Linked DNA regions of Homo sapiens: regions 1, 2, 3 and 5 are each linked to region 4. A link is a contact called in ENCODE Hi-C data. All regions are on one chromosome and are shown on one strand. The core of a region is the stretch at or near the end of the contact, and the rest is flanking DNA. Distances in the headings are between cores, read along the strand shown.

Region 1 (2,700 bases), core at 65-2,564, 4.9 Mb before region 4:
AAAACTAAAGACATGTCAATTCAGAAAGAAATAAAGCTTCCAACTTAAACTGCAAAACTCAGGGGGAGTTCCTCACCTGAAATTTCAGAATACTTACTGGGAGATAGCTACAGCCAAAACCAAATTGCCAAAAATGAGCATACATTATGTTCCAGGAGCTGAGCTAAAAACACTTTTCAGAAATTACCTTCATGATTATCACAACCAAGTGAGGCAAAGATAAATACATACCGATAAATAAATGGCTCAGAAATGTAAAGAGCTTGCCAATTTACTTGACTAACTTGTACTTTGTGACTGCTGATTAAGTATACAGCCGTAACAGGACAGAGTACTGTGAACTATCTTCCTACCATCCCTCCCCACCTGGGCATAAAAGGTAATGGAACTGTTCCGCTTTCACTTTTTTTTTTTGTAGGGGGACGGAGTCTCACTCTGTCGCCCAGGCTGTGGTGCAGTGGTGTGCTCTCTGCTCACTGCAAGCTCCGCCTCCCGGGTTCACGCCATTCTCCTGCCTCAGCCTCCCGAGTAGCTAGGAATACAGGGACCCCCCCCAACACAGCCGGTTAAGTTTTTTTGTATTTTCAGTAGAGACGGAGTTTCACTGTGTTAGCCAGGATGGTCTCGATCTCCTGACATCGTGATCCGCCCACCTCGGCCTCCCAAAGTGCTGGGATTACAGGCATGAGCCACCGCGCCCGGCCGCTTTCACTTTTATATGGTGTGGCTGCTCCTTCCCGACGAATGCTGAGGGCACAGAGCAAGCTCCGCTGGTCTGATAATGAATCACCCCATGGGCTTATTAGGAATCCTCTCGCTCAGTAACCCGGGAAGAACTGCGGCTGAGCTGCAAACCAAGACCCAGAGCTCTGAATGTATTCCCCCCTTGTCTATCTCCCCGCATCCCCTAAATCGCGTGTGTATGCAGAAGAGGAGGTGGATTGTAGGGAGAGAACTGTTCTGAACATGCCAGGCTCCAGCCCACCGAAGACGCTGGTTTGGGGGAGGCCTGGGAGAGGGTGGGGACCCTCCATTCCGCTGAAAATCACAGTCACACGGGCTTTGAAATGATGGGTGCTTCCTCTCTCAACCCTTCCTGTTCCCACAGGGACCGTGCCGCTCCACTCTGAGAGGACCAGGATGGTCCTCGCCTAGCTGTCCCGCCCCCGAAGCCGCTTGGGCAGGAGTCAGAGCCTGCTCCATCTCTTTCAGGCCTTCCCGCCGGTCTCCTGCGTCCAAACCTGCTGCAGCAGCCGCGCGGAGCACTCAGACACCAGTACGTCCATCCTCCCATCAGCGTCTCACTCGCCAAGTGGACGGAAGCGGAAACGGTCAGCCTCTCCCGGAAGCGGAAACCCCCTCCGGTCCGCTGTCCCGTCGGACTGGGTGCTGGCGCCTCTGCTGCCTCCTGGCGGGATCCAGTAGACACTGCGAGGAGAACCCGCGGGGATTTCGGTCAGGAGCGAGGCCGCAACTCAGGGACGTTTGGGCGAGGGGAGAGGAATTGAGCAGACACTAACCAGAGCTGCTCTGTGCTTGGATAGACTAGGACAGTCACTGACCTAGAGCTTCTGGCTCTCAAAGGCCTCACTTTGCCCCTTTGTGAAATGGGCACAAAACTAACAAATCCATTCATTTATTCAACAAACATTTATTGTGTACTTTAAAATGCCAGACAGTATTCTAGGCTCTGGGGGCACAAAGAAAACAAAACAGACACGATCTCCCCTCTCACGGCAGACACATTTTAGAATGGAGAGAGAAAATAGACCAAAAAAGGCAATAATCTCAGGTAGTTTTAATTGCTAGGAAGGCAATGTGATAGAGTGACTTGGGTGAGAGAAGACATCTCTAAGCAAGTGACATTTGAGTTAAAATCTTATTTATTTTTCCAGTTTTATTGAGGTATAATTGACAAAGATTGTATATCATAACGATGTACAACGTAATGTTTTGATATATGTATACATTCTGAAATGATTACCACAACCAAAATAATTAACATAACCTTCATCTCATACAGTTATCATTTGCATGTGTGTGTGTGTGTGTGTGTGCGCGCGCGCGCGCGCGCGTGTGTGCTGTGAACATTTAAGATCTATTCTCATCCTGGGAAACAGCTAAGACCTCGTCTCTACAAAAAAATGGAAAAATAGCCGGGCATGGTGGCATGTGCCTGTAGTCCCTGGTATATAGGAGGCTGAGGTGGGAGGATCACTTGAGCCCAAGAATTTGAGGCTGCGGTGAGCCATGATCATGCCACTGTACTCTGCCTGGATGACAGAGTGAGACCTTTTCTCTCTCTATTTAAAAACAAACAAAACGAAACGAAAACGAAAACTGCAAGTATACAATATACATTACATCTCTAGAATCTATTCATCCCGCCTAACTGAAACTTTGTAACTTTGAGCAACATCTCCCATCTTTCCTACCTCTGAAGCCCTGACAACCACCATTCTATGCTCTGCTTCTATGAATCTGAATTTTTTAGATTACACATATACATGGGCTAATGTAGTATTTGTCTTTCTGTGCCCGGCTTATTGCACCAACATAATGTTCTCCAGGTTCATCTATGTTGTCACCCATAACAGGGTTTTCTTTTATAAGGCTGAATAATATTTCATTGTATATATATTGAGTTAAAATTATAAACAGCAAACCTGGGATATATGTTCTAAGAGGGCAGGGACCTTA
Region 2 (2,700 bases), core at 57-2,556, 4.6 Mb before region 4:
AGCAGTAATGCTGAGAAATGATGATTCTTGTAGTTACAAACTCCTAATTCAAGGTGTATGCTTCAGGAAGTATTCCCAGTTAAGCTTGACTCCAATCAGCACTTCAATGCCCCAGGGGGACACTGGGGCCTAGCATTCCCCTGTTGCAGCAGGGCTGGAAAGGCACAGATATGGCTTCTATTTATTTTGTGTCTTTGCCCCAGTGCCCAAGTACAAGGCTTTGCCTCCTTAATCCATGCTGCCCTGCTGCTTTCACAGTAGCTAAAAATGCTAACAGGAATTGGACTCTCAGATGACTGCTCCTTAATGTTAAGTATTTTTAGTCCTTTTCAAATAGAGACCCATGGGTTCCCAGAACTCCTCCATCCTGGACCCCTGGAAATTATACCCATTCTTAATTACTACCATTTATTGGGCATTTACAACATGTGAGGCACTGCACTTTCGACTTCATACACATTTGCTGTCTACCACGGAAGTCTGGGCGTGGCCAGAGGCCCCTCGCTGGGCTTTGTTCTGTCTCCAGCCCACACAGCTGGCACTGTGGCCCATGGAGCCAGGATTTCCTCTGATTCTCCTGACTGGCAGCAGTCAGAAATCTCCAGGCGCAATCCCCTTCACTTTCCACTTGGAGCCTATGTGCATGATAAAGTTTTCTTCAAATAAATAAATAAGGTTTTCTTTTTCTTTTTTGAGACGGAGTCTCGCTCTGTTGCCCAGGCTGGAGTGCAGTGGCGCGATCTCGGCTCACTGCAAGCTCCGCCTCCCGGGTTCACGCCATTCTCCTGCCTCAGCCTCCTGAGTAGCTGGGACTACAGGCGCCCACCGCCACGCCCGGCTAATTTTTTGTAATTTTTAGTAGAGATGGGGTTTCACCATGTTAGCCAGGATAGTCTCCATCTCCTGACCTCATGACTGGTTTTCTTTTTAAACACCCATCCACACACCAAAGCAATCTATCTGAGTTAAATGATTACAGGGAAAGCTGTGTTTTGGACTGCTGGACTTAGTTAAGTTCTGATGAGAAGAAAGCCAAGCTGGTGGCAAAGCTTTATCTGGGGCGGGAGACTCTTCCTTGATGTCCTTTACCTCTCGGGCTCATCAGGGTTGCATCTATGGCCTTCCCTCCATCCCCGCAGCGGGCTTCATCAAAGGGTAGACACTGCTCTCCCGTCCCTGCCACAACTTCCGAATTCCCAGCCAGGTCTTTGGTTCCACTCAGAGACTTGACGCGGTAGATTCTCCTGCTGTTGGTGTCGGACACGTAGAGCGAGCCGGACACGGGGTCCACTGCCAAGTAGTACTTGTGTGCTGGGTTGTTGCTTTAGTAGAAGAAGCACAAAGAGAAATGAGGAGGGGGCTATGGAGCTGGCCTCCTAGATCAAAGGAATGACAAAAATCCTAGCAAGACGCTTACCTTCTCTAGTGTCTTTCCACTTTAGTGAACTGGAAAGAATCTAACATCAAACTCAGTGTTCTAACACATCATGGTTCTTAGCTACTTCTAATTGGACTTATGCTTCTTATGCTATTAGAAAATTCATTTCCCACCATGCTAAACAACTGTTGCTTCATTTAGCCAGTACGAGAGCTCCCACTCCGATCCTGTTTTTGTAAGCAGGATAGTTATTCAAGACCATCTACAGTCCATGTGTGTGCAGTCTCCTTAATTTCCCCTTGAGGGCTTAGTGTATTCTCAAGTGGGATAGAGGAACACTTCCATGTGACAATGTTCTCATTTTAACCTATGCTTCCAGGGTACTAGGCCATTAATACCAGGGTGACCTGGAGTTTTCCTAATTTTATCATGGGAAGCACCCCATAACCGCCCCCAATCTCCAGGCTCAGAGCTTGCTTCTTTACTGCTCTTCAGTGTGGACATGGATAAAGTTGGCATTTAGTGTAAAGAAATGTGGGTATCTTGCTGGTACTGTGTCTGGAATCTGAATTACTGAGACAGGAGATGCACTTTTCAAATCTAGGTAACAGTGAGGTCACAGGCGTGAGCCACGGTCTGCCAGGGCTCCCAGCCACACTAGGGGATTAATACCTTTGTGTGTGTGTGAAGTGTATTAGGAAGGCGTGAGCCTCTGAGACCTGGGCTGCTTCCCCTGCCATGTGTCTGGCTGCCCTGTGTGAGGCTAACTAGGACAGAGTAAGACTTGTAGAAGTGGCTCAGGACTAAAACACAGGAAACTCTAAACTCAATTCTGACCCAGCTGGTGGTGACCTTGGTTAAGTCATTTGACTGTGTCAGGTCTTAGCTTTTTTGCAGGGGCTGGAGGGATTAAATCAATCATACTGGATATTGCTAATGTTCCTTCTGGCTCAAAACCCTGCAGTTCTTCCCTTTGTAGTGCCTGTCACTGGTTTGAGGTTGGGACCAGAATAGGTGCTCATGTTATTCCTATACTGGTTATTACAATCAGCACCTCTAGGATGCAAACAGTAATTGCCTTTCTGCCTCAGTGTGGTAGACTAGGTTTTGAAATGAGCACAGGCCCCCTTTATTTTCCCCTGCTATTTTATTTTATTTTTCTCAGAGACAGGGTCTCATTGGAGAGCAGTGGCACAATTCTAGCTCACTGCAGCCTGAAATCCCTGGGCTGAAGTGGTCCTCCCGCCTCAGCCTCCTGAGTAGTTGAAACTACAGGTGCATGCCACCATGCCTGGCTAATTAAAAACCTTTTTTTTTTTTTG
Region 3 (2,700 bases), core at 90-2,589, 4.5 Mb before region 4:
ACCATTGCCCTAGATAAAACTGAAGGAGCAGACAGTGTCAAGTACTGGAGGTGACCAGGTTTCAAATCTGAGGTCAATACATTTGGCTCTGGGCTTTTTGGTCAGTTAAGGCAGAACATGGTCAGTTAAGGCAAAATATACTTTTCAGTTTTAGGTCTAGTTTAACTTACCCGATTATGGAAAGCATATAATTTCATCCTCAGATAAAACTTTTTCATGCTTACTTAAAGGTAATTTAGTGTTATGATTATGACAGATGAGTACAGCGATTCTTAAAGACTGGATAAAAAGACAAAAAAGTCATCCTCAAAGCATTAGGACAGCTCTGGGGAGGATAATTGAAGCAGCATTAGCATCTCAGGATGACTAATGTGCACCTCTGGGGGCAGATGAATTCTGGAATCTTCTTTGTGGAAAATGACTGCTTGAAGGAAAGCTCCAACCTCCTGCCCAAAGATGCACAGGGCACAACTCTGAGTCCAAATTTGTACCTATTTGAGTAAGTTTCTATACCTTCTGGTCCTGAGTTTCTCAGAGAGATTTTTCCTTCCTTTAAAGTTGTTAAAGTTATACAATGCTAAGCCTGGCATGCAATAGGTGCCTAATAAATGCTGCTTCCTTTCCCTTCTTTGAAATATCCCTGTAGGGTGTTTCCGAAATGTGGGGGTGAAGTGGCTATAGATGCTAAAAGGCAGAATGGAAATTTGCATGTTGGAGAAATCCTTTAATACAATCTCTCCCTTGCGATTTCCATCCCGAATTAAGCATATCTCACTGCGTGCCAGCCTGGCTAACCATTCCATTGGCTGCTCTGTCTTAATTGCTCCAGTCTCCCCCACCCCCACCCTATGGTTCTGTTTTCTCTCCTCCTTCTTAGCACCTTGTTAGCACCTTTTTTTTTCCCTTCAAGGATACAGTTGCCTGATTGCTTCAATAAACATTTCTATTGTCCCCTTCACTGTTCTGAGAAGAGAAGCTTTGTTGCCGAGTTGTCAAAACTCCTTTCTATTCTCCCCCAAAGCACAGCAGCTCTGAGCCTTTCTCTTTCATGCCAAGCCAGGCAGCTTCCTCCCCAGGGAGGCTGCATGTCTCCTGGGAGAGGGACCCAGTCTGATGGCATGTGCTGCCTGCTGCTCTCTGCCTTCTGATTAGGCAGGACTTTCTCCTGCTGCTGCTGCTGCTGCTGCTGCCACTCCAGCTGCTGCTGTGGCTGCTGTTTCTGCACAGGCCCTGGGATGCTTTCAAGTAGCTCTGGACCATGCCAGTTGCTGCAGATAGCATAGGTATGCACATTGCTCTGAGCAGGCACTGTGCCAGCTCTGAGTGATCCAGCCAAACACAGCTAACAGACAGGAACAGCAAACAGCTTTTAATGGGGGCACCTATGAAAGGCAATGATTTTTCCCCCCGTTTCTTTTTCTTTTGGCATACCTTCCAAGATTTGGATTAGAAAACCTGAACCAGCTGGCGAGAGCTCAGAATTTTCCTGTGACCTCAAGAGGGCAAGCAGCAGCTGTAACCTCACCTTTGCCTCCAGATGGCATTGTTGCCACATCATCGTTTCCTGGTAAGCCGGTCCTTATCCCATTGTTAAAGGTGTGCCCATCTGCAGGCTGGAGTTGCCAATTGAGTCCGAGCAGATGCATTGCTGCAGGAGAGACAAAGTAATGAAAATATGAATAGATAATTCAGCAATGCAAATGTCAAGGGGGAGGGCCAGGTGCCCTTTTCCAAGCGATTGCCTTTTGAGGAAGCTGCGTCAAAAATGGCTTGCCCCAGGCCACAGGGATTAGCTAAATACAGAAAGCAGAGACCTGGGTGGTTAGGTCTCCCCTTCTGGCGCTGCTGCTCACAGTCTCAGGGGGAGAGGATCCCTTACAGTGAGCGGAGGAGGGAGGAGAAAACACAGCCCAGATCTTCCAAACGGTGCCACCATGGAGGGGAAAATGGCCCTTTCGAATCACTGTAAAGAGTGCTGCTCTACCACATCCATCCTTTTCTACACTCTGGACACAGTTGCTTTTAGACTGTTAGTCTAGGGGCATTGACAAGGATTGTTTCCCCAAACTATACACTCACAAGTAAATCAGCTTCAAAGGAGGCTACCCGAATAGTACCTGTTTGCTGGTACCTGTTTGCTGGTACCTGCTCTGAACTATCAGTGCAGCCAGCAGCATCTATAGTGGTACTGGCCCACCTCCCTAACTATTTCAAACTTTTAGAATATTTTTCCTTTCCACTCCTCTTCATGATGAGTGGATACCTTTCAGCACATTGTAGAAAAAGCTTGGGGGGTTGATGGTGGAATGGGGTCCTTTTCTGAAAACATTACTATTCTTTCTGTCTCTGTCGCTCTCACTTTAGCAGAGTATGGAATGAAACAGAGTTCTGAAATACTGCCTGTTCTTTGCTAAGGAACTGAGCACGTCTGAAGAAGTCTTGACTCCCATGGGCACCCCAGGCCTCCAAACAAACTTCTGGTCTTCCTTGTCATCCTGCCTGTGTCAACTCCCCACCATGAGTTTAGCAAACTTAACACAACCCTATCCCTGATGGTTCTTGGTGAGTTTTTTCTACTGAGTGGAATGAAAAGCAAACCCTAAACACCTGTATTCTTTCAAAGCCCTTATCTAAGAGATGCTTCCTTTGAGAATAAGTAAGGAATTTATTCCCCTGCATGTCTCTCATCCAAACGATGTC
Region 4 (2,700 bases), core at 55-2,554:
TGCCCTAGATCTAAGAGCTCAAGATCTGCATTGAGATTAAATCTAAAGGAGCGTGGGCTCCAAGGGTTGGGGAGGTGGGCTGTGGTTTTCAATCAATGGAAGTGTATGCAGTGAAAAGTGCAGGCTCTGAAATCAGACATTTCTGTTTGAAAGTCAGCGTTGTCATTTGCCCCCTGTGTAACCTTGAGGAAGTGCTTAACGGCTCTCTCCATCCCCTTTTCAGCAATGGAAAACTAAGTTTTAAAGAGAGTATGTGATTTTCCCAACATCCCCATCTAGAAAGCATCACAGCCAGGATTCAAAACCAAATGCAGCTGCCCCCAGAACCGTTGGCTTTGAACACAGTATTCCACCTTATCTGAGATCTTTTTGCTTTCAGCTCCTCAAGGGCAAGAAAGCCAGCCACTCACCCGATCTCCATGTTCTCTGTCTGCCTGGTACCCCTGGGCCTGGTCTCCTGTTAATCAGCTGAAAGCACCATCTTACTCACTTCCCCCACAGGAAAGATTTTATTGGAATATAAAGTTACATAAGATCTGTGCTATTGTTTTGAAAAAGTCACCAAACTTCACCGTTAGATAACTTATTTTTATTCCAGACTCTAGCTATTACAGTATTATCTTATTTTAAGCTAACAGATACACCCAATTCAGGTATAACACTGGACACAGTTCAGGTGACAGAGCCAGCACCACCACTCAGATATTTTGGTGGCTTCTATTCTTTGAGCAGCGTGGTTTAGCACTTTTGGGCACTGGGAAATTACCCAAGGCCAGCACCTGCCAATTTCCTTTTTGAGTCACCTCATTCTGCGCGTGATGCTCAACTCTAGGGCTCACTAGATCTAAGGGCTTCCCCCGCGCCCCATCTCTCCGTTTCCCAAATTTGAACCTCAGGGGGCCTGGGGTGAGCAGCCCTGGCTCCTTAGCGGCTAGAGAACCGGTTCCGCATTGGAGCCGCAGCCACCGGCTTATCCCGGACCGGCCGCGGCGCTGCGGGTCTTTGATAGCGAAACGCCCGCAGGCAGCACCTCTGGAGGTGAGTGTGGGAAGAAAGCCCGACTGAGCCTGGGCTTTGACTTGTAAACAGAGGCTTTGAAAGAGCAAAGTTGTGAGTTTGTCTCCACTAAAGCAAACTTCCTCTGCTGTTTGCTTTGGGAGTTTTGCCGACGTATCTGCAGAACAAGAATGGATTTCCTGTCTGTTCCTGCAGCCTCCTCCAGCTACGTGCAGCTCAGCTGCCACCGCGAGGCTGCAGAGCGGGCATGGAGACGCGTCTGGGTCAGAGCCCACGATCCAAAGGGTTTTCCCCTCCCGCTCTCCTTCTTTAACCCTTTCTTTCTCCCAGCTTAGTCAGGCAGTGTATCTGCAACTTGCCAAACGAGTGATGGTTAGGAGGCTCCGAGGAGCACCAGCCTTAAAACCCACTGCTTCCAAAATAAAGCTAAGGAAAAGTCAGGGCGTGGTCGACCTCTGAACGCGTGCCCGGTATGGCGCTAAGCAGTGTACCCATATAGGACAGTGACTACCTCGCAGGCTGTTGTAAGATTAAATGAGGTTGTCCCCATTGAACCATCAGGATAAAAGATGACTGGACTCTCAAGTGTCCTTGGGGTTTAACCAAGGACAACCCCAGGCCAGCCCACTTTTAAAGACGAAGCTCTCCCAGGTGCTGAAAATCGAATGCCCGCAAGGCCAGGCAATTACTCTAAGTGCTACAGCAGGGAGGTCTAGATTTAGGATCATTTTTTTTTCTTGAGACATGTGGCTCTCCTACTATACCTTTCTATTTTTTTTTTTCCTTTGAGACGGGCATGGGTATTAAATTCTCATTTTCCTTTTTATTACAACGAAAAGAGTACAAACGTGGTTAAAAAGGGCACCTCCCTTAGTGTCAGGAAAACAAAAGGGAAGATCTGTGTGTGCAGTGACTGCATAAAGCCACAAAGGTGGCTCTGCCGATTGTCACCAGGGGCTGTTCAGGCTAGAAATACCATGCTGTCCGATGTTTCAAGAAAAGCAAGAAACCTAGATCTTTAATGAGAAGTCTTTGCATTTAAGCGTTGAAAACTAATTTTTTTTAAAATGGACAGGCCAATATAACATGGCAAACCAAATATTCCCATAGAAAAGATGCTAGTACTGCCTACTTTTGGGTGAAACCTCTGCATTATTCTGCCTTAGGAAGAGTGAGCTGGTTAGTTCTGAGTGAAGACCTCCAGAACCCAGAGAGACTGGGGGACATTAGGAACCCAGCAGGACCAAGCCCATCCGTGAAAGGAACACTTCAGAGTTTCTGTGACCGCGGAGTAAGTAAGGTCACACAAGGTATCCTCAGAGAAAGCTGGCTGTAGTCTCCCTACTTAATGGGCGTGGAGAAACATTAATCACAAAGATAATCCAATAGGAACAACAGGATGAGAATCATATCGAAAGGGTATTGGAGGGTTTGGGGGGGAAAGACGGGTTTATGTATTATCTCTGTGACATTTTCAATGAAATGCAAAATCAACAGAGCATCTTCTGCCAGGGTCACTGTGGTAATGAATGCTGACCTCAACTTGTTAGCACACCAATCCCTCAAAACAGCAAAAAAGAGAAAAAATCAACTGCCTTTGCTACCTTTATCAGCATAAACAAAGAGATAAAAATACGGTATAAAATTTTAACTGTCTTTCCCCATTCTACCTGCAAATGCGAA
Region 5 (2,700 bases), core at 12-2,511, 4.2 Mb before region 4:
TGAAGGGTCTGGAGGACTGAGATTCACCCTCTTCTGACCGGGTTCAACCATTAGGAAGTTCAGAGTAAGATAAAGATCAAAGAATGACCTGGTTTAGATCTCAAAAAGCTGGATAAATGATCATGCACTTGATAAAAGATGTTCTCAGAGCACAGGCCAGAAAAATCTCACTCAGCAGGTGCCAGCAAATTTCAGCTCCAATGCAATGCCTGAAATTCCCTCTGTAACGGAGGCGAACATCTTCCATCTCGCTCAAAACGCTATTGATACAGCTAAAATTGAACTATTTTCCTTAGAACTAAAAAAAAAAAAAAAACTGTCTGGAGGGTAGAAACTCATTTTAGTCAACTGGCATGGGGTTTTTATCTGGTGTTTTAATATAAAACGTGAAAGATTATTTGCATCTTTCAAGGGTGGAATGATCAGGTGTATGTTGCCTTGTTCATGGAAACTAAGGACATGTTTCAATCAAAAGAATCCTTGCATCCACATCTACACAGAAATCAGAGTAAAACTAGGTGCATCCTAGGTCGTATTTCAATAGTGCATGGAGTGTCTTATAACTGAACCAATGATTTCACTGTGAGAAGTATTATGTTGAAACTCTTAGGAACCTAAGTATATTGGTACGCTTATTATCCTGCAGTTCATGTTGCATAAATTTAGTAGAGGAAAGGATAAATGTAACAGCCAGTTTGGTAAATGCCTCTGGGGAAAAATGTGAGTTTAGCCTTTTAAGATATCAGAGTTTATGTCACTAATTTTCAGTTCCAGCAATAAAAAAAGCCAGCTTTTGTTCACAAACAATTGGATTAATAAAATCAATACTCTTAGTCATAAGAAGTCCACAGAACAAACCCAAAACATCTCTGATGTGAACAAAGAAAATTGAAATAGATTAAACCCTCTGGTGATTTAGTTCCAGGATGACGGGGGAGTAGAGTGGGAGGGAGAGTGGAGAGCTGTGTCTTATCATATAATAAAGGAGCACTTTATCATCTATTCACAAAAAGCCCTAGAAATTAAACATGATCCACCACCTACAACTATTACTTTCAAATGCTGGATGACACCAAAAACGGGTGTTTACAGATAAACTCAAATGTGGGCCTCTCCTCTGGTTTTCAAAGCCAATGACTCACAAACAATATACAATTGGAAATGAGCTTAGAGATCTAGAGTATTACTCATACCTTTGTCTTCACAGCTCCAGTCAGAACTATCCCAACATCCTCAACTGACCTCAATTCTGTAAATTGCATAAGTGACCAAAAATTCCCTTTCCTACAACTATTTGGAAACCACAAGATATTTTCATAAATAGGTTTCTGTAGTATGCTCCAATGAGAACAACGGCACTGCAGGAACAGCTATCAGTAGTTCCGGTTGAAGGCTACTGCAAAGACGATGGATTTTTAGATGGTTTCGTGGCAAGCATTATTGTTATTTCCAATGGTAGAGAAGCTAAAAAAACTCAGACCCATAAGAAGGATACTCAATATCTTATCAAGGAGACGCAATAATTCTAACTATCAAGAGCAGAGAGATAGATCTCTTTATAGTCTCAAAATCCTGTTCTAAGAAAAAGGCAAACCATCTCAGGAGAAAGTAATTAGATGTCTCCAACTATTTCAACAAGTGCTCACGGTCTGGTGGCAGAGGTTGCATGTGGCCATTTATTGCCAGCTAGAAAATGACCTTCACAGAGGAGAACTATCCTGATTTTCTATAAACTGCCAAGTTCAAATTTCTATTACTAAACAAATCTAATTTTGACACACCCAGAAGAAAATCCAACAGATCTAAAAACCAGATGGGAAAAAATACTCACAAACCTTCCTTCAGGCCTTAGATAGTCACTATTACTTTATCAGGACCATTTTCCAAACTGCAAGAGAAAATTGATTGTTTAAACAATACTATTTAACAATCTCTCATTAATTGACATTTCCCAGTTGCTGAGTTCACCCAATTACATTAGCCTTTAAACAGCCAGCATGCTTCCATAATTTTTAATAAAAATGGTCATTTTGCAAGGTTTAACTTGCTAAATAAGGGTATTAATTTCAATAAAGCAATTAGCACATTTACATAATTTTATATTGTTATTTTAATAGAACACAAGAGCTTTAAAAAGCAGTTACTAACACAGGAAGGAGAATAGTGGTCTATTCACTTGCAAAAACTAAACTTTAGCTCTGTGATAAAAACTTAATAATAATAGCTCTTTCTATTACAGAAATCAGTGAAATTAGAGAGTTAAGGGCTTGAAAGTAGGCAGTCAATATGCTTCCACGTTAACATCTGGACAAAGAGGCAATGTGGGAGAGGAAGGGAGAAAGGAAGTTCCTCCTAGGAATATTACAAAGCTACTTATGGGTAGAAAGCTGTGCCTAGGTTTTCAACTATACTGCTGTGATAGAGCAGGCTGGCCAACAGGATGTGTTGGTAAGGAGGCCCAGAGCCCAAGAGAAAGGGAAGGAAAAGGCTGTAAAATGAAATTGGGTTATCACTGGAAACATGCTGCCATATTCAGATGTCCCTTTAAATGACAAGTGTTTGCCTTCGTAGGAGCTTGTGTCCACATTTGAATGTAACAAATATCTCCTCCTGACAACTGCCTGGCAGGAACATATGGCCAGCCTGGCCTCGACAGCATACATTTATTTTGATTGAATCTCCTCTTCAGTGCCAGAGATT

Evidence for each region. Hi-C counts contacts between places; a loop is a spot of excess contacts on that map. Pooled maps may share reads with other maps.
Region 1: a pooled map shows a loop between it and region 4 (8-fold over the local background). The contact joins the promoter of RARS1 here to the enhancer-like site in region 4. A Hi-C loop is called at or near these places in 4 of 50 pooled maps.
Region 2: a loop to region 4 is called in a map of PC-3, with 9 times the contacts of the local background. The contact joins two enhancer-like sites. A Hi-C loop is called at or near these places in 14 of 168 maps with a recorded cell type or tissue (CD4-positive, alpha-beta T cell, CD4-positive, alpha-beta memory T cell, CD8-positive, alpha-beta T cell and 10 more), 4 of 37 single-sample maps with no recorded cell type and 22 of 50 pooled maps.
Region 3: a map of HCT116 shows a loop between it and region 4 (15-fold over the local background). The contact joins two enhancer-like sites. A Hi-C loop is called at or near these places in 2 of 168 maps with a recorded cell type or tissue (HCT116 and MCF 10A), 1 of 37 single-sample maps with no recorded cell type and 6 of 50 pooled maps.
Region 5: a map of B cell shows a loop between it and region 4 (11-fold over the local background). The contact joins two enhancer-like sites. A Hi-C loop is called at or near these places in 6 of 168 maps with a recorded cell type or tissue (B cell, CD4-positive, alpha-beta T cell, CD4-positive, alpha-beta memory T cell and 3 more) and 9 of 50 pooled maps.

Annotation. Positions count from the first base shown.
Region 1 is chr5:168,485,085-168,487,784 of GRCh38, reverse strand. RARS1 (arginyl-tRNA synthetase 1) reads right to left here and starts at 1,314. Exons shown (of 15, transcript NM_002887.4): 1 at 1,242-1,314. The coding sequence starts at 1,286.
Region 2 is chr5:168,213,662-168,216,361 of GRCh38, reverse strand. It overlaps TENM2 (teneurin transmembrane protein 2), which reads right to left. Exons shown (of 31, transcript NM_001395460.1): 23 at 1,090-1,322. Among named protein-coding and RNA genes, the nearest start is that of TENM2-AS1, 17 kb to the left of the region's middle. Within about 2 kb of position 1,306, at least 2 of the 41 ENCODE cell types and tissues checked have a DNase peak (open chromatin) inside an H3K27ac peak, as active enhancers do.
Region 3 is chr5:168,046,375-168,049,074 of GRCh38, reverse strand. TENM2 (teneurin transmembrane protein 2) reads right to left here. Exons shown (of 31, transcript NM_001395460.1): 8 at 1,526-1,648. Among named protein-coding and RNA genes, the nearest start is that of TENM2-AS3, 94 kb to the right of the region's middle. RefSeq lists an enhancer at 589-1,346. Within about 2 kb of position 1,339, at least 4 of the 41 ENCODE cell types and tissues checked have a DNase peak (open chromatin) inside an H3K27ac peak, as active enhancers do.
Region 4 is chr5:163,564,616-163,567,315 of GRCh38, reverse strand. No RefSeq gene overlaps it. Among named protein-coding and RNA genes, the nearest start is that of MAT2B, 60 kb to the right of the region's middle. Within about 2 kb of position 1,304, at least 2 of the 41 ENCODE cell types and tissues checked have a DNase peak (open chromatin) inside an H3K27ac peak, as active enhancers do.
Region 5 is chr5:167,728,817-167,731,516 of GRCh38, reverse strand. The region is part of intron 4 of TENM2 (teneurin transmembrane protein 2); the gene reads right to left. Among named protein-coding and RNA genes, the nearest start is that of TENM2-AS4, 70 kb to the right of the region's middle. Within about 2 kb of position 1,261, at least 3 of the 41 ENCODE cell types and tissues checked have a DNase peak (open chromatin) inside an H3K27ac peak, as active enhancers do.